Regions from separate parts of the Homo sapiens genome. Here region 1 is linked to region 2. Evidence: chromatin contacts called from ENCODE Hi-C or POLR2A ChIA-PET data. All regions are on one chromosome and are shown on one strand. The core of a region is the stretch at or near the end of the contact, and the rest is flanking DNA. Distances in the headings are between cores, read along the strand shown. Region 1 overlaps KMO (kynurenine 3-monooxygenase). Region 2 overlaps KMO (kynurenine 3-monooxygenase).

Evidence for each region. Hi-C counts contacts between places; a loop is a spot of excess contacts on that map. ChIA-PET counts read pairs that join two places held with the same protein, here RNA polymerase II (POLR2A). Pooled maps may share reads with other maps.
Region 1: a map of CD14-positive monocyte shows a loop between it and region 2 (2.5-fold over the local background). The contact joins two enhancer-like sites. A Hi-C loop is called at or near these places in 5 of 168 maps with a recorded cell type or tissue (B cell, CD14-positive monocyte, K562 and 2 more), 8 of 37 single-sample maps with no recorded cell type and 13 of 50 pooled maps. POLR2A ChIA-PET finds 5 or more read pairs at or near these places in 5 of 52 experiments (HCT116, MCF 10A, activated B cell and 2 more).

Annotation. Positions count from the first base shown.
Region 1 is chr1:241,590,226-241,595,492 of GRCh38, reverse strand. It overlaps KMO (kynurenine 3-monooxygenase), which reads right to left. Exons shown (of 15, transcript NM_003679.5): 14 at 5,230-5,267; 15 at 1-3,540. The coding sequence ends at 3,340. OPN3 (opsin 3) reads left to right here. Exons shown (of 4, transcript NM_014322.3): 4 at 802-2,369. The coding sequence ends at 1,065. Among named protein-coding and RNA genes, the nearest start is that of CHML, 48 kb to the left of the region's middle. Within about 2 kb of position 4,017, at least 4 of the 41 ENCODE cell types and tissues checked have a DNase peak (open chromatin) inside an H3K27ac peak, as active enhancers do; they include CD14-positive monocyte, where a contact is called at or near this core.
Region 2 is chr1:241,550,655-241,555,513 of GRCh38, reverse strand. It overlaps KMO (kynurenine 3-monooxygenase), which reads right to left. Exons shown (of 15, transcript NM_003679.5): 4 at 4,470-4,559. Among named protein-coding and RNA genes, the nearest start is that of KMO, 21 kb to the right of the region's middle. Within about 2 kb of position 3,378, at least 10 of the 41 ENCODE cell types and tissues checked have a DNase peak (open chromatin) inside an H3K27ac peak, as active enhancers do; they include CD14-positive monocyte, where a contact is called at or near this core.

The sequences.
Region 1 (5,267 bases), core at 2,768-5,267, 39 kb before region 2:
AACCCCAACATTTCAGTGAATTAATACAGAGTTTATTGCTCATTTCAGGTCACAGTTCAGTCTAATAATGTATTGGGTGGAGGAGATGGGATCTGTCCTATGCAGTCATTTAGGAATCTAGGTTCCTTCCATTGTGTGATATTATGATCTTTAGGCGTTGGCCTCCCAGGTTCTTGTAGAGAGGAACAGCAGAGAGGAGAAGCGGAAAGGAGGCCAAGAAATATTATTCGATGTTGTACCCAGGACACGGAGAAGAACAATGTTTGTTGATGACATTAGTGCTGTCTGCTATAGTATTTTTTTCCCCAACTGATTAGTAATTTCGATAGAAAAAAAAAATTCTTCACCTAATTAAAGAGACATTAGCAAGTACACCAGGCTGTAAACTCTGCCAGGAAGAGCCTTATCTGTTTTTGATGCTTATAGTAAAAAGTCTCTAATTATAGCACAGTGGCTGTCACCTAGTAGATGCCCACTGAATATTTGTGGACTAACTTAATGTTCAAAATCTCTTAATAGTTGTACCTGCCCTCATAGAAAGTGTGTGCAGATTGAAGCTTGGAGGATTACAAGGTATTGAAATGGTCCTACATATTCCGGTTAATAAGAATTAGAATGAATAAAAGACATAAAGCTCTGGGGTGATTTAGGTAGATCTGAGCATGACCACATAACCCCACATCCACACCTGCTAACAAACAAAAAACAACTTAAATTCAGCTCAACTGATTTCCTCGAATGTTAATCCAGATTAGTGCCCAACTTTTACTTAATATTCCACTTTATTTTTTCTCTGCCCAGTTTCGAAGATCCCTTTTGCAGCTTCTGTGCCTCCGACTGCTGAGGTGCCAGAGGCCTGCTAAAGACCTACCAGCAGCTGGAAGTGAAATGCAGATCAGACCCATTGTGATGTCACAGAAAGATGGGGACAGGCCAAAGAAAAAAGTGACTTTCAACTCTTCTTCCATCATTTTTATCATCACCAGTGATGAATCACTGTCAGTTGACGACAGCGACAAAACCAATGGGTCCAAAGTTGATGTAATCCAAGTTCGTCCTTTGTAGGAATGAAGAATGGCAACGAAAGATGGGGCCTTAAATTGGATGCCACTTTTGGACTTTCATCATAAGAAGTGTCTGGAATACCCGTTCTATGTAATATCAACAGAACCTTGTGGTCCAGCAGGAAATCCGAATTGCCCATATGCTCTTGGGCCTCAGGAAGAGGTTGAACAAAAACAAATTCTTTTAATTCAACGGGTGCTTTACATAATGAAAAAACCACTTGTGGCACACGATGGGCATCTAACATCATCATCTTCTAATGTGTTGGAGATTTTCATTTCAAATATATTTTTTAAATTACTCTATTTTCCAAAACACGTAATGCATTTTTCTCGAAAATACCTTACTGTAAAAATAACTGTCGCGTACACATGTGTGAAGTAGCTAGAACATACTGAATTTTTTTTGTACTGTTGGACTCTATTCAGTGTCATGTCCTATATCTGATCAAGTTATCAAGGAGATAATTCTAGAATGAAAAAGAAAATCCTCTTGTTGGAAACAAAAGACGTTTTATATGTGCAGTATGACAAAGAGGAGTTTCAGAGACAACTTTGAATCCTTGTCAGCCTGGAGACCAGCACCAGAGGAATCTACAAGGCAAACTCCCATATATTTGCTTCCCCCAAATTGCTGCCCCTACAGACTCAAAGCTCTTTTTCTTTGTTTTGTTGTTTCTCTAAAAATTTACTGTTCTTTGTCGATGCTATATAAGCCAGGGAGTTCTAAGACGCCAGCTCTTTGAGATTTGCTCATTCCCCTGTATTTCCCACATATATATTACATATACCCGCTAATAAATTTATGTTTGTTTTTCTCTTGTCAATCTGTCTTTTGTTATAGGGGCCCCAGCCAAGGAACCTAAAGTGGGTAGAAGGAAAAATTATTTTTTCTTTCCCTACAAACTGAACATGGATTATTAGAACTCAAGGTTTTCATTGACAATATAGAAAAGAAACACTGAATCATTTTATTTTATTGCCCAATTTTTATTTCTTATATGACTCTAGTGTTTCATCTTCATAATTAATCATGTTTGAAGGATTTCTGAGTGACTCAGCAGCCTGTTAAAGAAGGATGAACCAAAGAAAACATTTCACTAAATGTGCTTTTAAAAATCAAGTGTATTGCTGGTTCTGCTGCAGTATGTAGTCGAAGAATAAATTAGTAAATTGCTTCTGAGGGTCTGAAATTGAATAAAGTAATGGCTTTGTATTTCTATAAAAGTTGTCTCCCCTTGTTTCCTTTCCATTCTGGCACATGTAGACATTTAATTTATGAATAAAACCCTTTCCTGTCCTTCACTTAGTATGATATTAATAGCCTTTTTCTTATCTTTAGAGGGTAACTCTGGGCTGGCAGCGGTGGCTCACAACTCTAATCCCTGTACTTTGGGAGGCTGAGGTGGGCAGATCACATGAGGCCAGGAGTTTGAGACTGGCCTGGGCAGCATGGCAAGACCCGGTCTCTACTGAAAAATACCATGGTAGCCCCAGCTATTTGGGAGGCTGAAGTGGGAGGATTGCTTGAGCCCAGGAGGCAGAGGTTGCAGTGAACCCAGATCTCACCACTGCACTCCAGCCTGGTCAACAGAGTGAGACCTGATCTCTAAATACATAAATAAATAGAGATAGATAGATAGATAGATAGATAGATAGATAGATAGATAGATGATAGATAGATAGATAGATGATAGATAGATAGACGATAAACAGATAGATGATAATACTTATATTTGAAGGTGGGAAAATAAAATGAGTTCATTTTGTAAGTCTCTGGAACTCCCCTGAATTCCTTATTTCCATTTCTGGTTTTATCTAGTAAGTCTGAGCCCTGTGGTTAGGTAAGTTCCATTCACGTAATGAAAAGTGCAGTTAACATGCTAGTTAAGTTGTGATTTTTAGTCCTAGGTGTTGAGTCAATGCTGTTGCGAGTCCTATTGTGTCTTTTAAAGAAAAGGCATGATTACTGTCTTCCCTGAGGCATCTAGGGCCTTACTTTCAGAGAAGTGAAGGATCTTAGTCATTGCACTTTTATAGTTAGAATGACTCAACCTGAGTGTGTGTAATGTAGGGAAGCTGCATGTTTCATCTTTTAAAATGCACCCCCCAACCAGTAATTGCAATTAACATACAGAGATACTCTACATTCAGTTTAATTATAAGCAGAACACTATCTTCCACTAGTGAATCAAATATGGCAATGGAAACATTTTTTTCATGCTTAATTTTGGTCACAGAGAAATCATGCATTTGCTACCACAAAACCTTTCTATCACCTGCTAATGAGATTGGAAATTTGTTCTAGGGAGTCCACGGCCTTTGCGGGGAAACATGTTGTATTCCGGAAGTGAGCTATCCAGTTCCATGGTCTTCTCAAGCGGAGGAAAGATCGTGGTGACATGTAGTGTATAAGTAGGTAGGTACTGCTGATGGCTATCAGTGATCCCAAGAAAAAGAGTCCTTTGTTTATCACCTGTAAGACAGCAAGAACTCTCATTTCATTTGTCCAGAGATTAAAATCTGAAAATAGACTTCATTTTTTAACAACAAAGGGGTAAACAATGTCCTCTTTGTTCTTTAACCTGAAACAACAATTTACTTGCATGACCACCAGATCAGGAACTGATAAGATCAAGATAAAGTCAAGGATTGGGAGCCTCCCTTCTCCCTCTCTCCCAGGAAACTCATGAATCCAGGTCTTCTGTATGAAAAAAATTTAGCAGTCAGCTTTTGTCCAGCCATTAAAAAACCTTTGCAGTTTAGAAAAAGAGCTGTGAATTCTTAGAAGAGTACTGCTGTGCTGGGGCCACACATCATTCATTCCTTCTCAGAAGCTTCCCAAAAGTCTCCAGGAGAAGAGTGGTGGCCTGGTGGCCTCTGTGACTAAGACTTATGTGGAGACTAAACACCAGCTGTAAACAGTGGCCTGAGGCTCATTCCAGCCTGAGTCAGGTGCTTTCCCATGGCATCCTGGCCTATTTCTTTTCTTTTTTTTTTTTTGACAGAGAAATCTACTTGAATACTCACATGTAAAAGTTACACATCACAAGAGATTGGACAGTAGCTTAGCATAACTAACATAGCTATAGTGAAAATCATTTTTATAAAAAATAATCTAGATGTGGTCATCAGAATTTTTGGTCTGCTTAAGTTAATGTTTGAAGATTGACTTTTATCCCTCCTTGAAGGATTTGCCTGGCCTATTTCTATCCCCGCACTTACTGTCCTGCATTCTAACTGCCTGCTGGTATCTTTTCCCCTTTTAGACTTTCAGCTCCTTAAGGGTGGGGGCCCTGTTTTATTCATCTTGCACAGATAAACCTTGATTTCTTCCAATCCATTCTCCATATAGACATCTTTCTAAAATCCATACCTGAGTCTGCTGGCCTCCCTGGGCTCCCTGTTTCTCTCAAGATAATACTCCAGGTGTTTAAAGCCCCGCCTCCACCCTCTGACCATTCTCACACACTGTGCTGCCTTCCAGCTCCACTGAAATATGTTTCTCATGTGTCTTCCGCCTTCCCCTGTCCTGGCCCCTCCTGTTCTCCTCGGGGGCAGTTTATCTCTCTCCAGTGCCACTGTCTGTATCCCCTACTAGCCTCTGAGCTTTGTGAAAGGTGTGAACTGGTCATGTTCATCACCATGCCAGCTCAGTGCTATCTATGTACCAAATAAAACTGTCTGTTGAATAAATGACGTTGTAAAATCCCCAAAGTGGAAGACTAGGGAATCAGAATTCCTTCCATTTAATGGCTTCTCTAGGCCAACTGCCCAAAATGGATGTATTATAGCATTCCATTGGAATAGATCTTTTAAAAGTGATTCAGTTCTGTCTAATTTTACAAATTAAACTCATAAGAATATTGCATGAAGCAAAAATCAAGAACAGTACATCTTGCTAAAATAAAGTAAAAAGTTGAGAAATATTAGCATCAGTTTCTATCTTGAGATTCTTCCCTTCAAAAGCTCTCTTTGCCACCTCCTTGTAATGTTTTTCAGTAAGCACTGTTCCCTCTCTGTACTCAGGACAGTTTCTGTTTGGAAGGCAAACAGTTGGTGTCTGTCCCATTATTTCTGTATTTGTTGGAAACAAACATAATCATAATACTATGACATTTCAAAACACCACATTAAAAAATAAATAAAATGTAACTGTTCCAACCTTTTTTTGCCAATGCCAACGCTGCACAGCCTCATGGT
Region 2 (4,859 bases), core at 2,129-4,628:
AGAGGGTTGCAAGCTTAGTTTTATAACCATTTCGCTAAGTGACCTTTGATTTTTTTGTTAAAAAAGATCACTTTAAACAAACACATATAATACAATATCCAAGTTTACACTTAGGCTTTTTCAAAGTTTAATACTTTAAAAATCAAATCCTTCTCTTGTAGCTAAAATATAATTTTCATCAAGAGAGTTCTGTTTTAAAAACAAATCATAAATGTAATATTTTCAGCTTAGGTCTCCAAATTTAGCTCTTAGAAAAACTTCAGTCATGACAGTATCACTAGAATCAAAGTGCTATTTCCTGAAGAGACAACTTTGAAGGATTTCATTTCAATGTAAAAAGTGTGTGTGTGTGCACGCGTGTGTGTGTGTGTTGGTTGTGGCAGGGATGAAGATTGATAGGAATAGGACCAGTCCTTGCATGGAACATGTGTTGGTTGTTTCTGACTTTATAGGACAATTCAGCAAAGCTGACCCTCCCTTGAGGCAAGGTAGACACAGCGCCTATGGGCGTACAATACTTTTTTTTTTTTTTGAAACAGAGTCTTGCTCTGTTGCCCAGGTTGGAGTGCAATGGTGAGATCTCAGCTCACTGCAACCTCCACCTTCCAGGTTCAAGTGATTCTCCTGCCTCAGCTTCCCAACTAGCTGGGATTACAGGTGCCTGCCACCACACTCAGCTAATTTTTTTTTTTTTTTTGTATTTTTAGTAGAAATGGGGTTTTGCCATGTTGGCCAGCCTGGTCTCGAACTTCTAACCTCAGGTGATCCACCGACCTTGGCCACCCAAAGTGCTGGGATTACAGGGATGAGCCACAGCGCCCGGCCACTTTTTTCCTCCTGACTTAAAAATAAACTAAAATCAAAACATTTTTATGGACTCTTAAACGTATTGTAAAAATGTTTTGATTTTAGTTTATTTTTAAATCAGGAGGAAAAAAGTGGCCAGGCATGGTGGCTTATCCCTGTAATCCCAGCACTTTGTGAGGCTGAGGCAAGCTGATCACTTGAGGTCAGGAGTTTAAGACCAGCCTGGCCAACATGGCGAAACCCCGTCTCTACTAAAAATACAAAAACAAGCCGGGTCTGGTGGCGCGTGCCTGTAGTCACAGGAAGCTGAGGCAGGACTGCTTGAACCCGAGAGGCCTAAGTTGCAGTGAGCCGAGATCACATTACTGCACTTCAGCCTGGATGACAGAGTGAGTGAGACTCTGTCTAGAAAGAAAGAAGGGAGGAAGGAAGGAAGGAAGGAAGGAAGGAAGGAAGGAAGGAAGGAAGGAAGGAAGGAAAGAAAAGTATTATGTAATAAAAAATATGTAATAATAAATCTGGCCTGGATTTTATTAATCTTTATACCAATGAACCCATAAAATCTAATTTTTAATATTTATCCTTTTTCTAGAAAAGGAGCCCATGGAGGCCAAAGTGCCCACCTGGGGCCCATTAAAGTCATAATGCAAGCTGGTAATTCAGGGTGAATCTATTCTTTAAAACTTTAAAGCATATAATTTTCCAAATTATGGGACATAACAAATATTTTTAACACATATACACTAATTTATAAATCTTCACCTCATCCAAAAGTAGAAGTATACATTGGCAGCTAAATCTATACTTGGTGTAAAAATAACTTGGTCAGTGGCAATGACTGAAGAGGAAATTCTGGTCTTTGTATAATTTAAAATGAACAGAAACATCTTCATTCTCTGCCTCAAAGCTAGGTTATTAATAGACTGTATTTCAACAGAAATCAAACTTGCTATTTAAATTATGTTAGGAAACATTCAAATTATAAAGCTTTTTTAATTTTTAATTTTTTAAAAAATTTTTGAGACAGGGTCTTGCTGTTCCCCAGGCTGGAGTGTAGTGGTGTGATCATGGCTCACTGCAGCCTCAACCTCCCGGGCTCAAGCGATCTTCCCACCTTAAGTCTCCCAAGTTGCTGGGAGTACAGGCCCATGCCACCATGCCCGGCTAATTTTTAAATTTTTTTATAGAAACAGGGTCTTGCCATGTTGCCCAGGCTGGTTTTGAACTCCTGGGCTCAAGCAATCCACCTACCTTGGCCTCCCAAAGTTCTGGGATTACAGGTGTCAGCCACTGTGCTTGGCCCAAATTATGAAGATTAATTTACATGGGGAAAATATTTTCTTTCCACATCAGTCATCTGGGAACTGATAGACTTGTCATCCCTGCAGGAACACCAGAATGTCCCTTTCTAGTCTACTCCATATCTTTGGACAGTATTATATCATAACCAAATATTTGAGTCGTTCCCATCAAGTCTTACTTCTCCAATATTTAATTCTACAAGATTGATCTGATGAAGAATAAATAAGAATAAACAAGTCAAGCGCTATAAAGTGGCCTCTGTAACCAAAAAGATAATAGTAAAACCTAAAAAAGGTTAGATATATCCTTTGGAGATCTGTAAGACATTAGTTGTAGTACTGACTACCTCAGACATATTAGAAAAAAAGTTTATTTTATCTATTCTCAATACCTTCAAATGAGAATGTTTTCTACTAAGGGGGAGCCATTTCTCTATTTTGAGCATAAGAGGTTAGGTTAGGATTAAGAACTGAGGAGCTCTGACCTGCTCTGTATATTAGAGAATATTTTGACAGTTTCCAGGGCAATTTGGGGAGAAGATGGGAGGACCCAGCAAGACAAGAAGAATCTGGACATCACATTGGAGAAAGTTCAAAAGAAAAAACAGCTGAAGGAGGGAGGCCAGGGAAGGGAGTCAGAAAGGATTTTGGAGGTCAAAATTTGCAGATTAGAGATTTCTAAATTATCGCCCGTGCCATCCACAACGAGGTCTCTTCATGACCCGTAGGTCTTCAGCAGACCCATGCATCTTTTGAGTGAGTGTTGTCTGTGGGAATTGGTGGAGGAGATATATTTCAAATCCGGACCACCATGGTACACGGCCAATACCAGGTGAGAGGGAGTGGGGTACCAAGAGGCAAAGGAGGCCAAGAGAAGGTGGGCTCCCGGGGATGTGAAGAAATCCCGGAGTCATGGGAATGGCTTTGTGCTCCCACAGGCTGTGGAACTGACCAGGTAAAGCAATTTTATGCAGTTCTTAAAGGGCAAGGAGGCCGCCATATTTGACTGAGATATAAAAGTGACGATAAAGAAAAACTGAAGTATGTGGGGCCCCTATAAATTTTGCATAAACTGAGTTCTTAAGAATTGAGAAGTAGCAGGAATGATGCGGGAGGGGCCGTTTCCTCCTTGTAATGCATTGAAGGCCGCAAAAAGGGAACTCACACCAACGCTTTCACTCTCTTGGGGAATGTATGCACGCTCTTTCTCTCTCTCTCTCTCTCTCTCTCACACACACTCACACTCACACACACACAGACAAGGTGGTGGGGTGATGGTGTCATCTCCAAGTCCCTCTCCTCATTTAGCTTTTCTGATATTTGAACCGTATCTTATCTATGGATACATTACTGGTTCAGTCTCTGAAGCGGGGGCGGCTATGATGACTTGGCCTTCCTCAGGACATTCCTTGTTAATACAAGTGAACAGTGAGACGATTACGTTGATTTCACTCTCAACTCAGTGAAAGAAGTAAACACCCGGAAGCTCGTTAGAAACGTAGAACCTCCGCCTCCACCCCAGTCCTAATGAATCAGACTGCATTTTAACAGGATCCCGGGTGAGTATGAGAAGCACAGGTCTAGTTTCAATGAGAGCTCTGCTGAGGGTCAGAGACTTAGAAGAATATGAATTCTCACTCAGACGCTGCACTTCATAAAAGGAGGCATGGCTGGATAAAAATAAAGGAAGTTGGAGTTTTTCTGTTGTCGATGGATGTTTGGTGCATTCATTCTCTCTCAAGAAACAGAATCAGAAGGTCTAATTAGATAAAATACAAATACATATTTCCCCCTGTTCTGTGTGTTACTGTGTGAAAGATAGGGAAAGCACAGAGCAGGATAATGAGTCTCCTTTCATAAACTCTCCATCTTCATCTGGCCTCTGTTCTTTTAGAAATCATGTAGTACTCAAAGCATTTCTGGATCATTCCATACATTCTATTATAAGCCCAATTTTGAGCAAGAGGGTGAGTTAGGGAAGGGCAACAACATCATGAAACCTTCTAGATTGTTCTTGTACATTATGCTTGACGACAAATAAGATAGTCATCTTCTCTACCTAATTGAAAAGGAGAAAAGAAGGAAAGGCTGTCCCAGGTAGCAGGGCAGCGCAAAGGCAAGAAATGACACAATAAGAGCAGTAACAGCTAATTCTTCCTGAATGTTTATTCTGGGCTGGGGCTTGTTTTGAGCATCTCCTCTGAATAAACTTGCCAACTAGTATCTGTATTCCTGGGGTCTAGACTGAGCCAAGCAATGTCAGAGATAGGGCTGGAGAGAGAGGGGCCATCAAACAAGAGGCAAGTTCCAGACTTTGACTTCCTTATAATCAATGCACAATGATCTCCGGGGTAAACCTACCTGAGACTTTGTCCCATAGGGAATTGCAGACTTTTTTCCTGAAAGAGAGTGGATCATTCTTGCTCTCATGGGAATACCTTGGGATACAATCTGAAATGAAACCAGAAATATTGACTTCAATGACAGTAACATGGCATTATGCAAGAAAGATAGAAGTTGATTTTTAAATGTAATTTCATATATTCTCCAAGAAATTTTAAAAATTGTGAAAGACCATAGAAGCCCAACGTGGTAGAAACTCCTTCAATGAAAATGGTGATCCTGAAGCTTTTAGTTTGTTTTTTTAATCTTAGATCTTAGAACCGGCTTAAAATTTATCTGATCTAAATCGAATATCACAGATTGAGGGAAGTGATTTGTTGTTACAGAGGTTAAGTGATTTTCTCATCA